3 separate regions of the Homo sapiens genome follow, and all the other regions are linked to region 1. The links are chromatin loops, found by intact Hi-C in ENCODE. Cell type or tissue: mammary epithelial cell. All regions are shown on one strand.

The links. A loop is a pair of places that touch in the nucleus more often than their neighbours do. Peaks named below come from ENCODE experiments on the same cell type or tissue, not always from the same donor. Only the 100,000 strongest peaks of a DNase experiment are listed, where the experiment ranks them.
Region 2: it touches region 1 in a loop (9-fold over the local background); 2 of 110 quality-filtered maps call a loop at or near these places.
Region 3: it touches region 1 in a loop (3-fold over the local background); 3 of 110 quality-filtered maps call a loop at or near these places.

Annotation. Positions count from the first base shown.
Region 1 is chr1:242,521,349-242,526,348 of GRCh38, forward strand. It overlaps PLD5 (phospholipase D family member 5), which reads right to left and starts at 3,349. Exons shown (of 10, transcript NM_001372062.1): 1 at 2,740-3,349. The coding sequence starts at 2,928. In mammary epithelial cell, a CTCF peak has its summit at 2,770; DNase peaks (open chromatin) are centred at 1,103, 2,803, 3,053 and 3,503; H3K4me3 peaks cover 2,697 bases; H3K27ac peaks cover 1,814 bases.
Region 2 is chr1:242,638,665-242,643,664 of GRCh38, forward strand. No RefSeq gene overlaps it. Among named protein-coding and RNA genes, the nearest start is that of PLD5, 120 kb to the left of the region's middle. In mammary epithelial cell, a CTCF peak has its summit at 2,468 (motif pointing left); no DNase peak of the experiment used is centred here.
Region 3 is chr1:242,627,573-242,632,572 of GRCh38, forward strand. No RefSeq gene overlaps it. Among named protein-coding and RNA genes, the nearest start is that of PLD5, 110 kb to the left of the region's middle. RefSeq lists an enhancer at 1,459-2,658. In mammary epithelial cell, no CTCF peak of the experiment used is centred here; a DNase peak (open chromatin) is centred at 2,029; H3K27ac peaks cover 1,006 bases.

The DNA of each region.
Region 1 (5,000 bases):
TCTCACTTTTAGCAAAGTGGGTGGAAATCCATTCTTTGGTTGTCTGCTTTATCTCACATGATTGACTTTCAGATTAATCTATCCCTCTGAAGTCTGGACAGAGCCCACACACTGCCACATTTCATTTCAGGGGAATTCTGTTATTATGATGACCAAATATGTGTGTCATTTGAAGTCATAACTTATTTATTTCCTTAATACTTAGATTGGCTTTTAAAGCACCAGCAAAATAACTGAGTAGGCTGTTTTCAGGCATATGATCTCCATCATAATTATTAATTTATTTTTTCAACATCATAAAAAAGTGGCCATCCATTTGATTAGACAGACCAGAAGGGTGTTTTTAAACTACCATATATCACCTTTGAATTTCACATGACACACTCATCCTAATCCCTGCAACATATGAATCAGAAGGTACCATATATGTTCAGAATGTTGTTTACAATGAAGTCAACATTAGATTTTCATGCTTTCTGTAGCAATGATACCAGGTTACATTTGTTATAGGTTTTTGACATCTCAAACATTAATTTCTATTAGAAATTACCATCAAACTACCTGAAATATTATAGTGCATTCAACATGACGTATATTATAAACAACTAGCTCTTGAATTCAAAAAAAATTTATATTGTATACTAATTTAATTTTTCATAGCACTTTCTTTAATATTAATTCATTAAAAATGTTCGTGATGTTTCAAAGGAGCAAGAGAATACCACCAATAAATTTATTTAAAGCCCCATTTCTAATTGAAAGGGTGTGTAGAGAAAAACATCAGAATAGATATATGCATCTCTCATTAAATGTAGTTGAAAAAGTAAAACAAATGCTACACTGATTTAAATATCAAATGAGGAGAATGATTTTTTTAAAAATGTATGCAATGCTCTCTTTTGGAGTATCTGAGTGAAGAAGAAAGCATAGATGCTCACACGCTTTCAAATAACCACATCTTCCTTTCCCTGGTCTCCAATCCTCAGAGGAGGCTGAGCATCCCATACTCATGCAGAAAGGTGAGACTGCTGTGGCACACATGGTATGACTTGATACTTTCAATGAAAATCTAAAAGTGAGAAAGCATTTAAGTATAATGCGTGCACCGCTCATGACTCAAGACATAGTCATAGAAGGCTGCACCACTGATTTTCAGTAAGAGAATAAAGGAAATAGACCAGCTAAAAGCACAAACTGCAAAAGAACATACATTCAGAGTGAAACTAAAACGAAGATACGTTCTATCACCCTCCCAAGGCTAGACTGTTATCCCTGATACTAAAATCAGCCACATCATTGGTTGATTACATGCTCTTTGCATGTAATGCATAAAGATGCTGTTTGCCCCCTTTAAACTAATAACACCACCAGCCCCTTCACTAATTCTGGAGAGGGCATGTTTAATGGATACGTTGCCTTTCAAACAACTTGCCATCCTAGAAACCTTCAGCGACTTCCATAGTCTTAAGGATATGAGGCATCCCTTTGACATTAGCAAATGGCTCTCTACACATAAAATAGTGCTGTTATCCAACTCAAAGCTTCATATTAGAGCTTTCAGTGACTTCATCAGGCCCTCAGAAAGCAGGCACAGACCTTCCTTTCAGATTATTATAATAGAGAAATGCCCCTTCTTCGCGTGTTTCCTCCTGGGAAGAAGCCTGTTGGTGCTGCAGAGCCCAGGAGGAGTGCTTTGGGGGGCAGATGGGAAGCAGGTCGGTGCAGCAGTTGGAAATGCGTGAGTTCCAGGAGTTCTTGGTCTTATCTTTTTTATCATTGTTGGCGTCCTGACCCAAATACAAGGAAACCTCCACATTCCATTAGCAGACTCAATTTGGATTCTGCAGCTCTGCAGGGAGAAATAGCATCTTCTCCTTAGCTAGTTGTGCTGCACTCTTGAGATAATTCTCTTAGTTTAATTTTAACATTTGGTTTAAGAAGATGCTGATGGATCAAATTTGAAACTGTGGATCCACTAAACGCCTTTTTAGAAGGTTTTTTTTTTTTCTTTCAAAATAGCAAGCCTTAGGAGCTCAACTCCAGAGCCAATTCACTTCGCGTGAAGTCGGCACTCCTTGGGAGTAGAGGTCCCCTCTCACCGGCTCCCACCCTCCAGAGGGGAGGATTTCTGGGGAGCCCGACGATCCGCTCGCTTTTAGCCTTTCTCCTTGCAACGCGCAAATCTCTCCCTAGTTGGGCTCAAGTAGAGAGGATCACCAACTGCTCATCCCAGCGGACACTCTGCAAAAAACTCTAATGGCTTGTGCGCGGGTCCACGCTGGTCGCTAGCGGCGCCAACTTTACTCATTCGTTAATTTGCTAGTTTTTGGACTGAGTAAAACAGCCCCCAAAGACGCGGGCAAACGCCGCTCTAAAGCCCACTACCATGCAACGCCAGGTTGCTCGGAGCCACGCTGGTGGCACTTCCCCTTCGTGCTCACTCTGCACAGGCACCTCCAGAACCCCGTGCAAATGAACCCTACCGGGAGACGCAGGTGGGCAGGTCGGGTCGGCAGGGACCAAGAGCCTGAAAGGGAACCTGCCCTCCCCTCCCCGCAGCCCGGTCATTAAGGCAAGAAACTGCAGGCAGAGAAGCCCCCGAATCCGACCTAGGACGTCGGCGCCTGCCAGGATCCCCTCGCCTGCCCCCCGCGCCCCGCGCGCGCTCATGCCACCACCACGGGGAGGGTGCATGCGGCAGGTGCCTGGCCGAGGCCCCCGGGAGCGAGTCGCCCTTACGTGCTCCAGCTTGTCTTTCCTCCGAAGCCAGACGCTGGCGCTGTAGTCCTGCTGCTTGACGCTGCTGTAGAAGTTCGCGCCCACTCGGGTCAGGCTTGGGGAGGGCTCCTTGGGGCGGCTTTTGAGCCTCATCTGCTCGAAGCCCTCATGGGGGGAGGCCGAGAGCCACTCGTGCTGCCGGATCTCCATCCTGACATGACCGGGCGGCCGCCGGCGAGCAGCGGACTCGGGACGGGCGCGCGGGGAGCCGGGCGCGGAGGGCGAGCGGGAGGCCCAGCGGGAGCCGGAGGTGGAGCTGGAGACTGAGCTGGAGGAGCTGGAGGAGCGAGCGGGCGCGGGGAGCGCGGGGTGCTGAGCGCCAGCTGGGAGCGCGGCCGGGCGGGAGGGGGCGATCGCGGGAGGCGCGGGGCGGAAGGAGGGAGGGCGAGGTGCGGGCGGGGGCGGGGGCGGGGGCGGAGGGGGACGGACGGGGAGAAGGGGGACGAGAGGGGACAGGGAGGGAAAGGAACCTGCTCCGGGGAGACAGAAGTGCCCGGTGCGGCGGCGACGTCGCCCGGCGGCTGCGGTCCCGAGCGGGCGCTCCGCTCGCCGGCTCCTTGCGGCACCTACTGGGACCCGGGCCGGCTCCCGGGGCGGCGGCGGCGGCGGGGGTGGGGTGCGGTGGGAGGGGCCGCGGCTGGCCCAGCCAGCCCGCGCCTGCAGGTTGGTGCAGTGAGGAGCCGCCGCCGCCCCTCCCGCCGCGCCCAGGCCCGGGCGGCCGCGCTCCCGCTCCGCACCCGCCTTTCCCGAGCAGGCTACACCTCTCCCTGGCGCATCTTTACTGGAAAGCCGGCAGGCGAGGGGAGAAGTGAGCGCCGTCTCCGCGCCTCCTCGGTCCTGCTGGCTGAGCGCGGGGATGGCTCCGGAGGGAGACACTCAGGAAACCACCTCCGCCCTTCCCCCATCTCTATCCAGCGGCGCCCCCTCACCCTGCCCCCGGCTCGCTTGGGCTGCGCCTTCCCCCATTCTGAAAGTTCACTAACTTCCCACCCCAAGGGACTTAGAGCAGAGGGTGCCCAGCATTCCCCCCTGAAAATAGCCGAGAGACATGTGTTTTCTGGAGCCGTACACGCTACTTTCATCCGATGGTGTGGCGATGCAAATACGCCCGGGGGCAGTAGCCCCTCGGGCAGGCACGCGGGACCGGTTGCTCCCCAGCCCTCGGTGTCCACCTAGAACCGGGCTCCCCGGGCCGCACCCATTCCGATCCTGGGAGGGTGATCCAGGGCTCCTCTGCAACGCTCCGCTTGTGCGGTGACTGTTCCTTAGGTGGACGTGGCCCAACTGCTGTGCATTTGTTTCTTTTCTCTGTTTCTAGGCCCCTAGGGTCCAGGCTTTTCCTTCGGGGCCCAGCCAAGCGTGATGATTATTAGGAATAGGGTGGCTTGTTCGCGATTAAATCTTCAATCTCTTCATCTTTTGCTATCTTTGGAGTCAACCTCTCGAAACATTTTTTGGTTTTATCTAAATGCTAAACAGCTGGTGTTCAGGGTGTCTCGTGTCTGGTTAAAAGCTTGGGAAGTGTATGGAAGCTGGAGAGGTATACAGGGGATTTTAGAGGGTGTTGCCAAGGGTAAACTGAAGGCTCTCTAGCCCTCGGCAGAACTGCCCTACTTGAATGACGGTTTCAAAGACATTCTGGCTGGGATTTCACAAACTTTTAGGAGGACAGGGATTGTGTTTCATATCTTTTCAAAGTCTCCATTTAAAAAAATGGTATAGTAAAAATAGTAGTTGAAATAAAATCCTGTGCACATTCAATATGGGGATGAAACAACTAAACACAAATACACACATTTTGGTTGTGCTAGGTTGGTTTTCTTAGGAGCTGAACTATATTGTGCAATAGATGCCCCGACCTGTGGGCTATCTCTAAGTCTCATGTTATCCTGCAAGATAAATGTTATTAACCCTCCTTTCCAGTGAGGAAAGTGAAGCAGAAGCAGAAATTACACTTCAAAACAAGGATATGAACCAGATTGAAAAGCTGTGAAGGCCAGGCGGAGTGGCTCAGGTTTGTAATCTCAGCCCCTTGGGAGGAGGAGGCAGGAGGATCACTTGATCCCAGGAGTTCCAGACCAGCCTGGGCCTACACTAAAAATAAAATAAATTAGCCAGGCGTGGTGGTGCTCATCTGTGGTTTCAGCTACCTGGGAGGCTGAGGCGGGAGGATCGCTGAAGCCTGGGAAGAGGAGGCAACAGTGAGCCGATATCGCACTGCA
Region 2 (5,000 bases), 120 kb after region 1:
GGTGGGAGGCCTTGGATCTTCACCATGTGAACCTCTCCAGGGGACGCTAAAGTATTCTCACAACACACTGGCTGGCTTCCCCAGGTGAGCGATCCCAAAGAGAACAAGGCGGACAGTGCAATGCCCCAGAAGTCACACTGTCATGACTGCAGCATGTTACTGCTGACGCAGGTCAGCCTAGTCACTGTGGGAGGAGACTACGCAGCAGAGTGGACGTGGGGGTATCACTGCGGATCATGCTGGAGTCTTGTTACCACGAAGGGAGTGGTATAGAGAAAGGTTGCAGCCCAGAGACGCATTTTAAGGTTTTCCAAATGAAACACAGGATATGAAGTTTGGTAACCTGTGACTATACCGTGGCAAAAAGTCCAGCACTCCCCCACACTCACAGCCTCTGAGAATGCTCTAAGCCATAGTTTTCCAACTGTGTTGGGCAAACTGGCAGCCCATGAATGAGTTAAAGGTGCTCTGAGATATTGCTCTCCTCAGCCCTTAGAGCACTTGAGCAGGGCCTGAGGTAGATGGGACAAGTGAGTAGATATTATAATTTTTTTATGTGTCCTGTGACCGTACGCAAGCTATATATGTGTACTCGATATAAAATATCTACTCTTGATTGTTAGGAAAGTTCCCTAGCCAGGGTGCTGAAAAGAGTGTTAGAACTCAGCTGTGTGGAAAGTCTCTAAGCACAAAGAAGTTGATATGTGCAATGTTTAGCACATATCTGTGAAGTCAGTATATTAATAATGCTGTTCAAATCTTTTATAACTTAGCGGTCTTTTGTCTTCCTATGTTATATGGTACCTGCGGATGTGCACTTTAATCACCTGCTATAATTGTAGACTTATCACTTCTTATTTTAGTTGTCAATTTTTAAATTATATTTTGAGGCTATGTTACTTGGTGCTTATAAATTAAAAATGATTGCATCTTAATGGTAAATGGAAATTTTACCCCTATGAAATGGACCTCTTCATCAGGAGGAATGTTCTTTGACTTTAAGTTTGGCATCACTAACTCTTTTTTAGTGTTTATGTTGTTCATGCTTTTCTCTATTTTTACATTCAGCCTTCCTGAATATATCTGTATAAAACTGCCTCGTAAACAGCATATTGCTATATTTTATCATGCTATGCTTTGTTTTTAAATACTGTCTGAAAATAATAGTGTTTTAACTCAACATTCTGTTTACATATAATTACAAATTCATTTATTTTGCCATTCTATTTCATATTTTTAATTTGTTCCATCTGTTCAGTGGTTCAGTGTTTCTTTAACTGTTCTTTCTTGCCTTTTTTGGTTTGCATAAAATGTTTTATTATGCGATTTTTACTTTCACTGGTCTGGAAGTTTCACACCATTTCTATTATTTGAGTGCTTACCCTAGAAATTACAGTATGCTTAATTAATCCAAATTCAAAATTAATCCAGATCTTTACTCTTCTCCAAGACAATGCAAGTACATAAGAACACGTACATTCTTTTTACCACCCTCTCAACTTACATGTTATTTATATCTGATATCCTTGATATATCTTGTCTTTGTTGTTGTCTTTTAACCTCATTAGACAGTATTATTACTGGTTTATGCAACTTGCAAGAGGGCAGAGGTCTGAAGTCACACAACCTCTTAGAAAGTTTCCAACTTTTTTTCTTTTTCTTCTGCTTTGCTCAGCCCCAACGCAGCCTCATCCAGAGTCCTCTGGCCTTGGTAGTACAGATGGGGATTGCTTTAGATCTGGTTTGCGCTTACCCTGAGGGGTTCCAGTCCCTCCATCTTCGGTGAGCCCTGGGCCTTGGCTTCTGCCCTTCCCTGCACAACCCAGGAGCCAGATCCCACCTTTGCTGCTGCAGCAAATGAATTCAGGGCATATGCAGCTTTGGTGCTCCAATAGTCTGCTCATCTCTCAGCTATAGCCCTCCATCCAAAAATCAATTAGCCTGGGGGTTGTTGTCTTTTAAACTCTTCAAATTAATACGTACTTTAAGATGCTGATGTTTGTTTGTGATATAAACTTACATACAATTGCTTTTAGAAGATGGATTAATCCAAATCGTTCACCATTATTGAATCCTAAACCTCAATAAATATTACATTTAACTTCAAAATTCTCAGTTGGACTTAAAGGGCACCTGAATCTGAGGGTGAGAACCTTTGCTGTAAATCTACTCTAAAGACCCTGGGGTTGATGGTCTTTAGTTTCAGGACCCAGGACAAAGCAATAAGGACTGCCTAGATTTCTCTTGATAATAAAAATAGTAATTTAATAATAATAATTAACATATTAAGCATGTACATATACCAAAGAATGGCATGTCTTTTATATGTATTAATTTATCTTTCATTATTTAGAGCAATGCCTATCATATTATATTTAATAAATATTAGTTATTATAGTCGTTTTTACACTCACTTCTCAGTTGAAAATATTTTCACTTCTCCTTCTGCCCTCCAGTGGCATATAGCTGCTGTCTGAGGTCCTATTCCTCCAGAGCTTGCTAGAGTTCTCTATTAGGTTACTTCTGTCAATAAAATATGCTACAATAAAACACGCTACCTACAGGGTCGGTGCTTAATATGCTACCTCTCAAATTAGAAGTCTTATTTTCACAGGGTCTTTGACATCTTCATGTCTAAAGTGTGATTGGTGGGACTGTGCACCAAGTGTCATTAGCCCACAGGACGTCTCACCCTTTTTGATGCCTTCCCAAAGAGGGAACACTCCTGCCCTTGCTGTCAGTCTTCTCTCTTCTCCCTTGGTGGACCAAATCTAATGCATCATTGGATTAGAATGCAGAGTGTCTCACTTCCATTTCTAGCATAAATGCTTGCTGGCATCTTAAAATTTAATTTTAACAGGTACAAGCAAGAGCATTAAGAAACATATCCTTGACTTCGATTCTGTTTGTTTAAGCTAAATCTCAATGTCACTTTAACAGACTTGGACTCTAAATAGTTTAAGTTCTGGTGCCAAGAACCAATTATCTACAGCGAGCAAAAAGCAAATGATTTTATGCAGAATGAATCACGCAGAGAGCTTCTGAATCTCAGCAGGCAAATTGGCTCAGAGAAGATGTAATACTGTTGCTTGATTAGAGATGAAGCCACCAACTTAAGGTGGCTGTTTTTAGGGACAGGGATATAAACCAAATACTACTTCTGTGAAATTTTTCTAAATTTCATCTTGATGCAGGACTACTATGTACCTCACTGCATTGTCTGAGACTAAAGACTAAAAATTATATTCATAAACAAACAGTAGATATTTCTTCTGAATTTATAACTCCAGCAGTCCAGTAAGTTAGGGGCCTTCCCTGTTCCTTTGTTTTCATTAACTTTCTGGATTATGTATGATAAAATTCTACATAATGTGGTTTTTAAACTTATAATCATAAAGTTGTTTAGAAGCTGATGAAATCTATAATCTATCTCTTAGGAAATTCTTTCTCATAACATTGCATAAATTTACACATTCATGCACAAGTTTTCATAAGGCTCTTAGGAGATTCCCAGCTTTCGGTGAAGCTCAGTTGGATATAAAAGGTACCTCAATATAAGGGTAAGAACTTTCACCATAAATCTACTCTAGAGACCCTAAGATGGTTTGTCTGTAGTTCCAGGATCTAGGATAGTTAAGCGATAGGTTTCAAACAATAGGTATTTAACTGAGATAAGTATTTTAAACCATTGATGATAATCACTGAATTAAGCCAACCACATCGGAAGTTGATGTAGCCAAGGGGTTCTCCACTTCATCTATTCCATGATACATCAGAGGACTTGGCAGAACGCACTGCAGTGCATCTTCCTCTTCACCCTGTTCAACCCTCAAGCAGACCAGCCGCTTCTTGTTGCATATGTGCTGGCTTCTCTCACTTTGCTTTTCTTGGTTGTTGTATTATGCTTACCTTATCCTGGCTCTCTAGTTGAAACCTAGCTGAGAAAACCAGCCAACTATGATGTGACACTTTCAGAGCCTATTTAAATGGCAAACTGGGGATATGTCGGGATAGGAAACACTGGTCTCAGCATATTCCTTAAGCATGCTCAAGATTACCATTCACAGCTAAGTATGATAGCATCTAGACTTAATCAATACATATTTATTATCATATAATACATATTTGTATTATATCTGTATACAAATACATATTTGTATTTGTAAATATGTATCATACAATACATATTTAATTACCTTGGTCAATTTGTTAGCTCTGTATTTGCTTATCTTTCCATTGCTTCAGTCTTATCAATAAACAATTCAAATCACTGATTTTCTGCAAAGAATTATTTCTGATTCCTGAAACCTGTGTCATGTGGCTCAGGTTGTCTACTCAAGAAAAGAACTTTAATTTCACATAGGAAATATTACTCTCTGTGTTTCTGTCCTTTCGTATGGCTCTTAAACATGGATACATCCAGTTTCCATGCAGAGCTCTACAACCCGGAGGTGTTGCTGGTTGTGATTCTACCATAGCATTATGGATTGTTTTCTACTAAAGTTTTGCTCAGAAACAAAAGGTCTACACTGGAATTCTCCACATTAACATGTCTGCTCTGGTTGCAGGTAAGTCTTGTCTTCTATATAGAAGAGCCTCATAGGGTTTGCTGACACAACACCTAAGACTTGCTTTCAGGTTATCTAACTGAACACGAACCTCTTGTAACCTAGATCAAACATATTCACACTGAGAACAAAAGGCACTTTTTTCTCTATTTCTCTTTAAGTTGATTTAGCAAAAGATTGGACAGGCTAACAGGCCTTTGTTATTATGTTCAAGCTGCAACATTCCATTATCCAGGAGACATTTGTTCATATAAGTGAAATGTCCCATGCTCCACCACTGTCAGTGTTTCCAAAGGAGGTTGTTGACCAGGATTCAGAAGAGTGACGAAAATAATTGAAAAATGCTGTCCGTCTAATAAGTCGGCCTGCAAAACTGTCTGAAGAAGGGAAACTCTAAATACACAAATGGAAACCTAGAAAGCAAGGCAGACA
Region 3 (5,000 bases), 110 kb after region 1:
AGCTCTCCATTCAAGCAGAATAAATTAAAAACCACTAAGCATGGCCCTTCTCTGCGTGACCCTTGCCAGCCTTGTATCTTACCATTGTCTTTTTTACCTGACATCCTTACTGAATGTTCCCTATAGACTGGATCTCCTATGCATGTTTTCACCACCACTCTTTTGGTCCTGGTGTTCCCTCTGCATGGAATTCTCTTTCTTCCTGCTCACCTGAAAAACTCCAGCTCAAATGTCATACTTGTGAGGCCATGATTCAAATATCTAGGCAGAATTAATTACTCCTATGCCTGCCCTTGTCATTGCATTCTATATAAAGCTCCCTTATAACCACTCTTGAAATTGTAAATATTTTCTGGAGTGCTTGTTTCTTCACTAGATCATCTGAGGACACATATTCTATGTCTCCCAATCTTTGAACCCCAAGACCTAGCAAAGGTCTAGTGCTTTGTAAAGACTCCATAAATGTTAAATTAAATTGTGTATCTGTGGCCTTTATATAAGCAGCAATTGTCACATCTCTGAGGCAAAGAACAATTCATAAGGTCTTCAGCTATTACACAATTGCTGATTTGAATGCACTTTAGCTCATTGTTATGAATACCTTTGATTTTGCAATGTTTATTGCACTTCCTCTCCCCTTTATTCCATCCCTATTTCTTTTGTGGTTTTCACCTCACAGATATTGAATATAGACAAGGTTCAGGTTTTGTGGCAAGAATTGAGTGCTCCTTAGAATGTTATCTCTGTGAATCCAAAAGACAAATAAAAATTACTGATCAAACCAAAGCAGTGTCTTCTGAAAGTCATATCTATCAGAGGTGATATTGACGCTAACGGAAAAAGATGACAAAACCTCCCTTTGATTCTGCAATTTGGCATGCTCAAGGCATTCGAAAAGTAGCTCTTTTCTTTGTGGTAACTTTCATGTATCTTCTGCCACTTCTTTCCAGCTGATTCAGGCTTACATTATATACAATAAAATTCATCTTTTCAAAGTGTACAGCTTGTATACAGTCATGTAACCACCATCCCCTTCCATATCTAATGCCCTCAGTCACTCTTTGACCTACTTTGTCTAGTGTTTCACATAAATGCAATCATACAATATAATCTTTTGTGTTTGAATTATTCCACTTAGCACAATTTTTACATCATTATTATTATTATTAAAATGGAGTTTCGCTCTTGTTGCCCATGCTGGAGTGCAATGGTGTGATCTCGGCTCACTGCAACCTCCGCCTGTCAAGTTCAAGTGATTTTCCTGCCTCAGCCTCCCTAGTAGCTGGGATTACAGGCGTGTGCCACCACACCCAGCTAATTTTGTATTTTTAGTAGAGACGGGGTTCACCATGTTGGTCAGGCTGGTCTTGAACTCCTGATCTCAAGTGATCCACCCGCCTCAGCCTGCCAAAGCACTAGGATTACAGGCATGAGCCATTGCGCCTGGCCAGCAAAATTTTTTTAAATTTATTCATGTTACTGTGTTTAATATCTTGTTCCTTTGTTGCATGCATATTCCACAATTTATCATTCGCCAGTTGATAAACATGTGATTATTTTCATTTTTGGCTATTATGAATGATGATGAATATTCATGTACATGTCTTTTTGTGAACATGTATCTTCACTTCTCTCCAGATGATTGTGCTTGGTTATATTAGTGCATATTTAACTTTCATAAGATATTGCCAAATTGCTTTCTAAGGTGGTCGTACCATTTAATACACCAAAAGCAGTGTAGGAGAGTTTCAGTTGCTTCACATTCTCTCCAACACTTGGTATAGTCAGTTTTTTTTTGTTTGTTTGTTTGTTTGTTTGTTTGTTTTACTTTGGTCATTCTACCAAGTGTATAGTGGCAACTCTTTGTGGTTTTAACTTGCATTTCTTTGATGACTAATATTTTATGTGCTTAATGGCTACGTTTGTCAGGAGAAGCTGACAGCTCAGCATTCAGTCAGGCAAAGCTTCCTCTTATTCAGGTCTTCAGTGGGTCAGATGAGGCCCATGGACATTACGGGGGCAGTTTTACTCAGCTGCTGATTCAAATGTGAATCTCATACAGAAACACCTTCACTGACACACCCAAAATGGGGTTTGGCCAAATGTTTCGGCACCCTGTGGATTACTTAGTCACATTCACACATAAAATTAATCATCACAGCAACTACTCACATCTCCTCTTTTGTGAAGCATCTGTTCAAATATTTTATCCAGTTTTTGCTGGAGGTAGGGAGATTGTCTTCTACTTGAGTGATTTTTAAGATATATTTTGGATGAAAACCCTTTGTCAGATATCTATTTTACAAAAATTCTTAATTTTGAGGAAGTCTATGCTTTTTGTTTCATTTGGCGAATGATATTTTTGTGTGTTCCGTTTAAGAGAACTTTGCCTAATCCAATGTCACAAAGATTTTATCTTACGTTTCCTCCTAAAAATTTTGTCAAACACTAGCCCTTTGTTTTGTGGTCATTTTCATTTATCTATTTTCAATTTTTAAGTGTAGTGTCTTTCAGAAGTGCCTATTATATGATAAAAAACCATATGAGACACACATGAAGGAAATAATTGACCATTTGTTTTATGGTTATCATCGTTATAAAGTAATATGTAAATTAAGATCAGACTTTTGAAAAGATTCTAGAAAAAATATATACCAAAATGGAATAGTGTTCATCTCTCAGTGATAATATTATGAATATTTTCTTACTTTTGCTTACCTATAATTTTCTGATTGTTTTCAAAAGAGTAGGTCTATAATTTGTATATTTTTAAATACCCTTAATATGCATAAGTAGTAATAAATAGTAACTTATTTATTTAAAGAATTAAGCTTATTTCTTGTTATGTCTTATTTGGTACATTTAAGAAAAGCAAAAAATTGTTTATGAAGCTGGAGCTTTCACCTGAGTACACCCATTTCTTTGATATGTGTAGTTACTACATAGTGTTTTTATTTGTATTTTATTCAAATATCTAGGAGGTCTTTTCATTGACTTTGAATGAAAAGCTCCAAGATTTTATTCTAGTCATTATATCAGATAGGAGTGAAATAAGAAGATTCTGTTACCCTTGACGTCCTCATCAAATTACCCTTACCCCTTTGCTTGGGTTCACCTTCCTTGAGACTAGGAAAAGTCGATGAGAATAATTAAGATTGTAGGTGGCTACAATTGCAAGAATTCAAGCCATTTAATAAAAAGCACCATACCAGGGAAGTGAGCTGGCCTCTCCAGAGATGTAGAGCTCACTAAGATAGTTGAGGCAATGTGATTCCTTGGACACTGGTATTTGCTTTACAATCACACCTGCAGGAATAACAACACAATTCTAGTACCAGAGAATGTCTTGATCTAGCAGTTCAGTGCAATGCCTTTTATTTACAACTGAAGACAAACCCTACATGATCTCATCCTTTTCTACTGCATACATTTGTTCCAAACCTTCCAATGTCCATCTGGTTAGAACACAGCCCCTAAGTATTATTTTCTTCATTTACAGGTGGATTTTCTCTTTATAATATTAACATAAGCAGCAGGCCCAAAGCCTGACAACCAACCTTGGCTCTTCCCAAACACAACTTACATTGCTGACGATGGTCCATTTTCAAATCATTCATTCAGTGGCAATGAATATCACTTATTATGAAGGTATCTCAAATTACCCAAAACACACATTAAAGTTTACAGCAGGAATTCATCAAATCAAACAAATTACTCTCTTTCTGTTCTGTCCTACTTCTTTAAGTGTTTGTAAGCAGAGCTCATTAAAACTTCTTGAAGTTGTTTATCATCTGCCTTTCCCTTTACTTTGGGAAGTAATGTTTTGGTTTCGTAGATTTAAACTATTTTTTTAAGTACACACAGCCTTCCTTGAGCAAATTCAGCTATGTAGGTGTCCTTGTCCTCATGGACAGACTCTGCAGCTACCGTGTGGCTACGCTGACCAATGAATGGCCACCCATTGACATCACCCTGCCCCCTGCACTCCTGAGCCCCTTATCAGCCCTGCTTCTATTTTCTCCAGAGAATTTTTACCCTTTAAGCACACTCTACAGTTTATTTATTGTAACCATTGCTACTGTCTCCCCTACAATGTAAGTTCCAGAAGGGCAGGCATCTTGCCTTGTTCATTGGCATAGGCCAAGCGCCTGGAGAAGTGCCTGGCACATATCAGGCCCCCAATATATTTTTTTATTTTTGTATTTTATTATTTTTTTATTTTGAGACAGAATCTCACCCTGTTTTCCAGGCTCAAGTGCAGCAGCACAATCTTGGCTCCCTGCAACCTCTGTCCCCCAGGTTCAAGCAATTCTCATGCCTCAGCCTCCTGAGTAGCTGGGATTACAGGCATGTGCCACCACACCTGGCTAATTTTTGTATTTTTAGTAGAGATGGGGTTTTGCCATGCTGGTCTCGAACTCCTGACCTCAAGTGGTGTCCCCACCTTAGCCTCCAAAAGTGCTGGGATTACATGGGGAGCCACCACACCCAGTGGATATATATTTTTTAAATAAACAAATGAGTGACTCAAAGACCCTCAGAAAGTCTCCTTTGCCCTCCACAGTGTCTCTGCCAGGTAATACTGGTATAGTGTCTGAAATTCTACTTTTAGAGATTTCTACTTTGAGGTTTCTTCATGAGTACCTTTAGGTTATGAGGCATGTACATACTTCTGTAAGGAGCACCATTCATCTATCCATTCAATGGCTATTTTCTGGATTATCCACTATGCATAATGCACTGCCCTAGGTATTCTGGGGACACAGAACTGAGTCAGATTCATTCAGCCTCCAAGGCAGGCTCACATTTACTATTGATGTGACATCATGCCCTCAAGAGAGATACACAAAGCGCTTAGTGGAAGCCCACAACTGATGGCTGTGGTTATTTCTATCCCTGGGGGCTAGGATCCTTGGCTGCCTGGTGCCTCTGACCCTGACAGTGCACTTCTAACAACAGAGAGTGACAAATGAGGCCTTTCATCCACTTCTTCATTCACC